Regions from separate parts of the Homo sapiens genome. Here region 1 is linked to region 2. A link is an interaction called in ENCODE POLR2A ChIA-PET data of the cell type or tissue named here. Cell type or tissue: CD4-positive, alpha-beta T cell. All regions are shown on one strand.

Region 1 (5,000 bases), 98 kb before region 2:
CAAGCAACTCAAATGGAGATGATTCCCACCTTGTAACTTGTAGGTCACTGGTAACTTGTCGGCAAAGCAGGGTAGAGGAGCTGTGCCCCTGATGGCTGTGTTCCAAGAGAAGCCAGTGTGTAGTTCTAACTGTGGACCCTGAAAAGGTGCAGGCCATGTACGGGCTGGGTGTGTTGGCTCACACCTGTAACCTCAGCACTTTGGGAGGTGGAGGAGGGAGGATCTCTTGAGCCCAGGGGTTTCAGACCAGCCTGGGCAACATAGCAAGACCCTGTCTCTACAAAAGATAAGAAAATTAAGTGGGTGTGGTGGTGCATGCCTGTGGTCCCAGCAACTTGGGAGGCTGAGGTGGGGAGACCGCTTGAGCCCAGGAGTTGGAGGCTGCAGCGAGCTATGATTGCGCCACTGCACTCTAGCCTGGACGACAGAGTGAGACGCTGTCTCTGAAATACAAACAAAAGCCCTTTCTTCTCCTACAGCTGCAAGAGGAAAAAAAGAAAAAAGCAAGCCAAGGTGCGGCCGGGGTTCAGCAGAGTGCGCAGATCAGCAGGGAGGGACTGACGTGACCAGCCTGGGATTGCCACAGCGCTCGCTCCAACAGATCAGCATGCCCAGAGCGTGCTTCACAGATGTCCCCGAGGGCCCTGAGCCCCTTTCAGGGTATATGTGAGGTCAACACCATGTTCACAACAGCCCTAAGATGTGATCTGCTTTTTCCACTGGGGTGACCTTTGCTGGTGACGCGCGAGCGACGCAGAAACTGCTGGTGCTGCGGAGGAGCCACAGCTCCGGCACCAAACCACGCGCAGCCACGCATCTGCAGAGCCACAGACGTGCGGTTGGGAGAGAAAAGCCAGCCACGTTTAGAAATGTCCGCAATGAAGAGGTAAATCATTAAAGAATGTATGAACCCTCCAGCCTCAAGTACACGTCTGTTTTTGCATCCCTGTATGACAGGACCAGGGCCAGGGCTGTGTGCCATGCATCCAGGCTGTCGCCTGAGGTTCGTGTGTGACTCAGTCTAGGGCTCACCGGCACTCCCTACACAGAGCTCTGTTTATACTTTTCACCTGCAACCCCTACTCAGGGGCTCATCATTGTATAACATGCCAGAGATGAGGAAGTTTGAGGACTTTCTTCAAAATCTAGATTAATTTCTAAAAGGTCATAGAGAATTTTCACAAATGAAGCTTAAAGAAACAAAGTTCACCAAATCCTGGTGGACAAATATTACTTTAAAACATTTTCAGCCGTGCGCGGTGGCTCACGCCTGTAATCCCAGCACTTTGGGAGGCCAAGGCGGGTGGATCATTTGAGGTTGGGAGTTCGAGACCAGCATGGCCAACATCGTGAAACCCCGTCTCTACTAAAAATACAAAAAATTTAGCCAGGCGTGGTAGCAGGCGCCTGTCATCCCAGCTACTCGGGAGGCTGAGGCAAGAGAATCCCTTGAACCCGGGAGGTGGAGGTTGCAGTGAGCCGAGATCGCGCCACTGCTCTCTAGCCTGGGTGACAGAGCGAAACTCCATCTCAAAACAAACAAACAAAAAAAAAACATTTTCAACGCCCTTTAAAAAAAAACAAAAAACAACAAAAAAACCTGTGCTTGCTTTAACAAGCTCTAATATGTAAAATTTCCAGTGGGAAAAGTGATGATCAGGCAGTGATTTTTCCCTTTGTAAGAGAATTCACGGAAATTTCAGCCAGGTCCCGGATGGACGTACAACACTTTCTGTATTTCCATGCACGTGCAACTTTCCAGAGAGATTTGGAACCCGGTGCTGCGTACGACAGGCACGCTCGCATCATCCCCCTCTCTCCTGGGGGCCCAAGGGCAGGCTGGGGGGCTACTCACCTGATGGTGCCCGTCGGGGAGGGGACGGGGCTGACCATGCTCCGGAGGTCCGGCTCCGGGATGTGGATCTTCAGAGGGGAGATCTGGGGGTACAGTGGCCGCAGCGGGGAGGCTGGGGCCTCTTCTTTGTGATAGAGCGACGTGAACTGGATCTTGATGGCCGTGCTGGGAAACCGGAAGGTACACCTGCAACAGGAGGAGGAGCGGGTGTGAGGTGCAGGAGGAGACTCAAGAAGACGCCAACACCCAGGGAAGGTGCGTGTCTGTGTGTCTAAGTAACTGGACCGTAACTCTCAAACCTGGGCCCCAGAGAGCAGTTTCGATGCTTTTATCAGGACACTTAGGAACTGAGACTTTGGCTTATTTGGAAGTCACTTGTCTTTCTATTTCTTTATTTTATTTTATTTTATTTTTTGAGAGGGAGTCTCGCTGTCACCCAGGCTGGAGTGCAATGGCAGGATCTCAGCTCACCGCAACCTCAGCCTCCTGGGTTCAAGCAATTCTCCTGTCTCAGCCTCCTGAGTAGCTGGGATTACGAGCGCCCACCACCACGCCCGGCTAATTTTTTGCATTTTTTATTTATTTTTTTTTTTTGAGAGGGAGTCTCACTCTGTCGCCCAGGCTGGAGTGCAGGGACACGATCTCAGCTCACTGCAAGCTCCGCCTCCTGGGTTCACACCATTCTCCTGCCTCAGCCTCCCGAGTAGCTGGGACTACAGGCGCCCGCCACCACGCCCGGCTAATTTTTTATATTTTTAGTAGAGACGGGGTTTCACTGTGTTAGCCAGGATGGTCTCGATCTCCTGACCTCGTAATCCGCCTGCCTTGACCTCCCAAAGTGCTGGGATTACAGGCGTGAGCCACCGCGCCTGGCCAATTTTTTGCATTTTTAGTAGAGACGGGGTTTCACCACGTTGGCCAGGCTGGTCTCGAACTCCTGACCTCAGGTGATCCACCTGCCTCAGCCTCCCAAACTGCTGGGATTACAGGCGAGAGCCATTGTGCCCAGCCGTCAGTTGTCTTTCTACTGTGTGTGAGAACAGAAGAGATATAAATATCCCCAGACAAGTGCCGCTGATGCCATCTCCCACGCAGGCTCCAGACAGACACGGCTACTTCCTGTCTGCCAGGGCAACTGCTGTGGCACCCAGGTGGGATCTGCCACCTCTCAAATGACACACTGGAAGACTGAAATAGCACGGCAACCACCTATGCAGACATTTTCAAGATGATTCCCTGCCACTGCCTAGAAGATCTGACAACGGAAGGAGCAATTCCACCCCTGCTCCGGCAGGCGGGAGTCGCAGAGAGCGTGCATTATCCACCCAGAGCTTAATGGACCGGCTTCACGATCAGTTCTGGGCTTAAAACCGTGAGCCTCGGTTTTTCTACTGGAGACGACCAAGTGCAAACAAAGCCAGCCGCAAGCGTCAGGGTCAACACCAGTGTGCTGTGAACAGTATCCAGGGTTCATCTGGCTTGAAGAAACTGCCACCTTTTACAAAGCTGAGCATTACTTATCCAGGTCACCTTTCAATTTCTAAACTGATGAGGCAGCAACTATCAAGTTGCTAACTGTGGGACTCAGTTAAAAACAAAACAAAACAAAAACAAAAACAAAAACAATGTAAAGCAGCAGCCTGCCCACACAGAGATAAGGAACGCTGGCCGCCTGCGCAGCTGTTTGGAAAAGGCTCTTGTTTAAAATTGTAGGAGGGGGTTAAGAAAGAATGTACATAAGCCACCGGTGATAATGCGCTTTTCAGAGTTCCCGAAGGCATTCAGGACGGGCAAAGTACTCAACACTTGAGAGACGCTAAGGTCTCTTGTAGTGGAACCTGCATGAAGCACCAGGCTGCTGGGTCTATGCCTGACTGTGTTTTTAAATCTGCAGCAATGTTTAAATAGTCAATCTACGTAAAATCCTGCATGGACGTGCGCAGACACCCCTCTTTCATATGAAAGTCCCTTTGCTCTTCGTCAAAGCGTTTTTGAAAGACGGGACTGAGGAGCAGGTCAGAGGGTGACGAAGGGTGCCTGGCTGTCGGCAGGGGGTCCTCTTGCGTCTTCTTCCCAGGGACCCGCTTCAAAGGAAGTGACTCAGCATTACAAATGTGCGGCTCCTCCCATAGGTCTGCTAGCCAGGCTGCCCACATGGAAGAGAGAAAATCAGGCACTTAAGCTGGCTCAACTGGGCCAGTCCTGATTCTCCCCGAGATACTGGTCAGAGGAGGCTGGGCCGCATCGTTCAGTGCCAGGCGCTGTCAGGCCTGTGGGCACCAGGTTTCTACTTCCAAACACAAAAGGGACTCTGAGACTGTTTCCAAGATGAGAAGCTGTCTGGGAGGCACGGCCCAGCGAGTGAATCTTGGGGGATAAGGGTGGGTGGTCGGTCACCCCTGAGGTTTAGAAGGGCATCCCAAGGCTATTTGAAAATACTCCACAATTCTGTCCTCTTAAGTCACATTGAGAGGAACGTCTGATGTCCTTTACACTTTCTTCAGTCCAGCCCAGTGGAGATTTCCTGCATCAGTATTTTGACTAGAAAGCTCCATCACCCATTTTCTTTTTTCTTTTTTTTTTTTTTGAGACGGAGTCTTGCTCTGTCATCCGGGCTGGAATACAATGGCGCAATCTTGGCTCACTGCAACCTCCACCTCCTGGGTTCAAGCGATTCTGCTGCCTCAGCCTCCCAAGTAGCTGGGATTACAGGCACGCACCACCACGCCTGGCTAATTTTTGTATTTTTAGTAGAGATGGGGTTTCACCATGTTGGCCAGGCTGGTCTCAAACTCCTGACCTCAGGTGACCCAACCACCTCGGCTTCCCAAAGTGCTGGGATTATAGGCATGAGCCACCGTGACTGGCCACATCACCCTTTTTTTTTTTTTTTCTCTTTTTGAGGCAGAGTTTGGCTCTTATTGCCCAGGGTGGAGTGCAATGGCGCAATCTTGGCTCACCGCAACCTCAGCCTCCTGGATTCAAGTGATTCTCCTGCCTCAGCCTCCCGAGTAGCTGGGACTACAGGCATGCGCCACCACGCCCAGCTAATTTTGTATTTTTAGTAGAGACAGGGTTTTTCCATGTTGGTCAGGCTGGTCTGGAACTCCCGACCTCAGGTGATCCTCCTGCCCTGGCCTCCTAA
Region 2 (5,000 bases):
GCTTCCCATACAATCTCAAAGTGCTGGGATTGTAGGCATGAGCCACCCCACCAAACCAAACATTATTTACTGGGAAAATGGTGGGTTGGGTAGCAACTCAACCCTGCATATTACAATTCAGTTTCAAGCACAGGTTGGCTATGGACACGGGAGTTCAGCAATGCTAAAGGAAAGCATTCTCTGAGAATCAACTGACTATGGAATTTACAAACAAAAAGAGCATTGTGTGTTTTATCATTATTTGCAATTGATACGATACACACGCTTCATACCAGTAACATTTATAATAAATGTGTGTGTATATATGCAGTCCTTCCCAAGCCGATTGTTAAACATGTACCATCAGCCTGACCATTAGGATATGTACTTCCTGGCTTTGCTTTATAATGTAACCACGTTTAGATTTTCCGTTGACCTAAATAGAGGTTACCCAGGCACCTCAGAGTCCAGAGCAGTATCTGGCACATAGTAGGTATTTACAATCATGCAATAAGCCAACCATCCACGCCATATATGATAGTGGTCCTCTAAGATTATAATACCGTAAGATTATAATACTATATCTTTACGTTTTTTTTTTTTGAGATGGAGTCTCACTCTGTTGCCCAGGCTGGAGTGCAGTGGCGTGATCTCAGCTCACTGCAAGCTCCGCCTCCTGGGTTCATGCCATTCTCCTGCCTCAGCCTCCCGAGTAGCTGGGACTACAGGCGCCCGCCACCACGCCCGGCTATTTTTTTTGTATTTTTAGTAGAGACGGGGGTTTCACCGTGTTAGCCAGGATGGTCTCGATCTCCTGACCTCGTGATCCGCCAGCCTCGGCCTCCCAAAGTGCTGGGATTACAGGCGTGAGCCACCGCGCCCGGCCTACCTTCTCTTTTCTACGTTTAGATACGTAAATACTTACCATTGTGTTACAATTGCTCATAGTATTCAGCACATTAACATGCTGTTAAAGGTTTGTAGCTTAAGAGCAACAGGCTGTACCATCCAGGTTTGTGGAATTACACACTATGATGTTCACACAAGGATGAAATTGCCTAACAATGTATTTCTCAGAAGGTATCCCCTTTCCCAAGCGATGCATGACTGTATTTAAGATGCGCTGGCAGCGGTGGCTCAGACCTGTAATCCGAGCACTTTGGGAGGCTGAGGTGGGAGGATTGCTTGAGGCCAGGCGTTTGAAACCAGCCTGCGCAATACAGTGAGACTCGTTTCTACAAAAATAAAAAATAAAATAATAAAGGATATTGCTGAGCTGGGTGTGGTGACTCATGCCTGTAATCTCAGCACTTTGGGAGGCTAAGGTGGGAGGATTACTTGAAGCCAGGAGTTCGAAACCAGCCTGGGTAACATGGCAAAACCCTGTCTCCTATAAAGTACATTAATACAAAAATTAGCTGGGCATGGAGGCTCGCGCCTGTAATCCCGGCTACTCGGGAGACTGAAGCAGGAGAATCACTTGACCCCGGAGGCTGAGGCTGCAGTGAGTCATGGCTGTGCCACTGCACTCGAGCCTGGGCAACAGAGTAAGACCCTGTCTCAAGAAAAAAAAAATGTCCCTGGAGTAGATAACTTGAGGAACACTAATTTTACCGAAACAACCGACAATGGCAATGCAATTCTGAGCCTTTGCTATAAAATGGCAGAAAAAGTCAGGAGGAAGTTTGCGTATGTTATTTTTCCCTGCCACTTGCTTTTTAGTCTTTGCAAACCTTTCTCAAATCCTTTTAGAACACGGTATGACATTTCTTTCTGTTTTTAAGCAACAACTATAAGAACTACCACTGACTGAGTGCTTAGGTAACGCCCAATATATTTCACGTAGAATCTCATCAACAGGCCGGGCACCATGGCTCACGCCTGTAATCCTAGCACTTCAGGAGGCTGAGGCGGACGGATGGATTGAGCCCAGGAGTTTGAGACCAGCCTGGGTAACATAGGGAGACCCCTCTTCTCCAAAAAACAACAAACTCTCATAAATCTGTAAGAGGTGACATAGTAAAAACTCTGAAACAACACTCTTTTAATATTTTATCAATTTCCTCCCCATTCGTTTATTTATTTATGCAGCCACTGACCCAGGCATGGTCATCCCTGCTGGGGGCGGACACAGCCCGCGCCCCCAGGTTCGAGGACACCCAATGTTTAGAAAACGGACCCTGCGAATCCCACCGGCCCCACGTGGACTCTCGGAGGCTCCCTCCTCCCTTTGGAGCATTGAAGAACGCGCACAAATCCAGCTTCCACCCGTCACTCGCGCACCCGACATTGGGCAGGCGACCCCACCGCCCCGGAACATCCCGGCGCAGCCGTCGCGAGGAGGCAACCGACCCCGCCGCGCCACCGGAAGGCGCCTCGCGGCGAGTTGTGCGCACGCGCAATGTGCAACGCCGCGCCGCCAGCGGGCGCTGCGGCCAGGCTCGCGTGGTGGGGGAGGGGAGCTGCCGCGCCGGGGCCGGACCACGTGCGCACCACGTGGCGCCCCGGCAGCCCCGGTGCGCAGTAGGGCGGTCCGGCTGGCCACGCTGCGCAGCCAGCAGTCCCCGAGGGTGGCGGGGCCGGTCTCACAGCCGGCGACCCCGCGCCCGCTGACCTCTGACCTCCGACCCCACTCCCCTTAGGGTTACCCCTCGCCGGCAGCCGCGCCGTGTGTTTATAAACAGAGCTCCCGGCGGGCCCCAAAGCCCGGATCGGCGGATTCACGCGAGGGGAACGGAGCCTTCCGCAAGTCTGCGCCGGCCGCGCATGCGCCTTAAGGTTGCGCCACGCTGCTCCTCCTGCGCTTGCGCAGTGGCGGCGCAGGGCGGGCCGCGAGCAGGGCCCGGGGCGGGGCCGGGCTCTGTGGCCGGGCAGGGGAGGGGCGCGGAGAGGCGCCCTCGCCCTTCCCAGCCCTGCTCCTCGCCTTGCGGAGGGTTCACCTGCTGCGTGTCCTTGCGCAGGCCGGCCACTGGCCTCTGAGCCCGGGCTCTCGCCTGCAAAGTGGGGCCTCTGTGGGTGGTCGTGGAGGTGCAGTGGTGACCTGGATGGAGGGCGGCATCGGGCCCCGCAGTGCCCCCTTGGGCAGCTGCACCCAGCAGCTAAGAGGCCCCCTCGAGACACATCAGTCCTAGGGAGGAGCATACCATGCAGTACGATTTAGCCTTAAAATGGGTGGAGTGCAGTTTATGTTGTGTATATCTATATATCTCTAATTTAAAATTTTTACTTTTATTTTTCAGACAGGGTCTTGTTCTGTTGCCCAGGCTGGAGTGCAATGGTGGCATTACAGCTCACTGCAGTCTCCACCTCCCGGACTCAGGCGTTCCTCCTACCTCAGCCTCCCAAATAGCTGAGACCACAGGCAGGCATCACCACACCCAGCTAATTTTTTTTTTCTTTTTTGAGACGCAGTCTTGCTTTGTTGCCCAGGCTGGAGTGCAGTGGTACGATCTCGGCTGACTGCAGCCTCTGCCTCACGGGTTCAAGCGATTCTCCTGCCTCAGCCTCCTGAGGAGCTAGGATTACAGGCGTGCACTAACACGCCCAGCTAATTTTTTTGTATTTTTAGTAGAGACGGGGTTTCACCATGTTGGCCAGGCTAATCTCGAACTTCTGACCTCAGGTGATCTGCCTGCCTCGGCCTCCCAAAGTGCTGGGATTATAGGCGTAAGCCACCGTGCCTGGCTATGTTTTTTTCTATTTTTGGCAGAGATTAGGTCTTGCTATGTTGCCCAGGCTGGTCTTGAACACCTGGGCTTAAGCGATCTTCTCACCTTAGCCTCCCAAAGTTTTGGGATTACAGATGTGAGCCACCTTGCCTGACCTATATTTTTAATTTAAAAATTTTTAATTGTTAATTTTTATGGGTACATAGTAGGTGTATAGATTTATGGGACACATGAGATCTTTGTATTATAATTACATTAGGGTAAATGGGGTTTCCATCACCCCCAGCATTCATCATTTCTGTGTGATGAACATTCCAATTGCACTCTCTTGGTTATTCTAAAATGTACAGCAAATTAGTGCTGACTGTGGTCACCCTGCTGTGCTAGAAAATTCTAGATCTTACTTATGTATCTAACTATATTTTTGTACCCAGCAACCATCCCCTTTTCCTAGTCCCCCCCACTACCCTAATGTTTTGTATATTTTATCACAACTTTATTTTATTATTATTATTTTTTGAGACAGAGTTTCGCTGTGTTGCCCAGGCTGAAGTGCAGTGGCCTGATCTCAGCTCACTGCAACCTCTGCCCCCTGGGTTCAAGCGATTCCCATGTCTCAGCGTCCCAAGGAGCTGGATTACAGGCCACGCGAGGCTAATTTTGGTATTTTTAGTAGAGACAGGGTTTCACCATCTTGGCCAGGCTGGTCTTGAACTCCTGACTTCAGGTGATCCACCTGCTTTGGCCTCCCAAAGTGCTGGGATTACAGGCATGATCACAATTTTAAAAAGGAAGGAGATTCTGACACACACTTCAACATGGATGAACCTTGAGGACATGGTGCTGAGTGAAATAAGCCAGACACAGAAGGACAGACCACGCATGATTCTGCTTATATGGGGTTCCTAGAGCCATCAGATTCATAGGTACAGAAAGTAGAATGGTGCTTACCAGAGGCTGCGGGCTGAGGGAGAGGGGTGTGAGTGTTTGATAGGGACAGAGTTTGAGTTTGGGAAGATGAAAGAGTTCTGGAGATGGGTGGTGGTGATCACACAACAGTGTGGATGTGCTTAATGCCCCTGAACTGCACGCTTGAAAATGGTTAAGCTTGGCCGGGTGCGGTGGCTCACGCCTGTAATCCCAGCACTTTGGGAGGCCAAGGAGGGTGGATCACCTGAGGTCAGGAGTTCGAGACCAGCCTGGGCAACATGATGAAACCTCGTTTCTACTAAAAATACAAAAATTAGCTGGGCGTGGTGGCAGGTGCCTGTAGTCCCAGCTACTCGGGAGGCTGAGGCAGGAGAATGGCGTGAACCCGAGAGGCGGAGGTTGCAGTGAGCCGAGATCGCGCCA

The links. Peaks named below come from ENCODE experiments on the same cell type or tissue, not always from the same donor. Only the 100,000 strongest peaks of a DNase experiment are listed, where the experiment ranks them.
Region 1: POLR2A ChIA-PET joins it to region 2 with 11 read pairs; 25 of 35 experiments call an interaction of 5 or more read pairs at or near these places.

What each region holds. Positions count from the first base shown.
Region 1 is chr7:4,737,879-4,742,878 of GRCh38, reverse strand. It overlaps FOXK1 (forkhead box K1), which reads right to left. Exons shown (of 9, transcript NM_001037165.2): 2 at 1,856-2,041. Among named protein-coding and RNA genes, the nearest start is that of AP5Z1, 35 kb to the left of the region's middle. RefSeq lists enhancers at 1,986-2,540, 2,541-3,094, 3,334-4,533. In CD4-positive, alpha-beta T cell, no CTCF peak of the experiment used is centred here; DNase peaks (open chromatin) are centred at 2,998 and 3,898; H3K4me3 peaks cover 1,129 bases; H3K27ac peaks cover 770 bases.
Region 2 is chr7:4,639,591-4,644,590 of GRCh38, reverse strand. No RefSeq gene overlaps it. Among named protein-coding and RNA genes, the nearest start is that of FOXK1, 40 kb to the left of the region's middle. RefSeq lists silencers at 2,282-2,671, 2,772-2,971. In CD4-positive, alpha-beta T cell, a CTCF peak has its summit at 2,267; DNase peaks (open chromatin) are centred at 2,390 and 2,740; H3K4me3 peaks cover 1,767 bases; H3K27ac peaks cover 857 bases.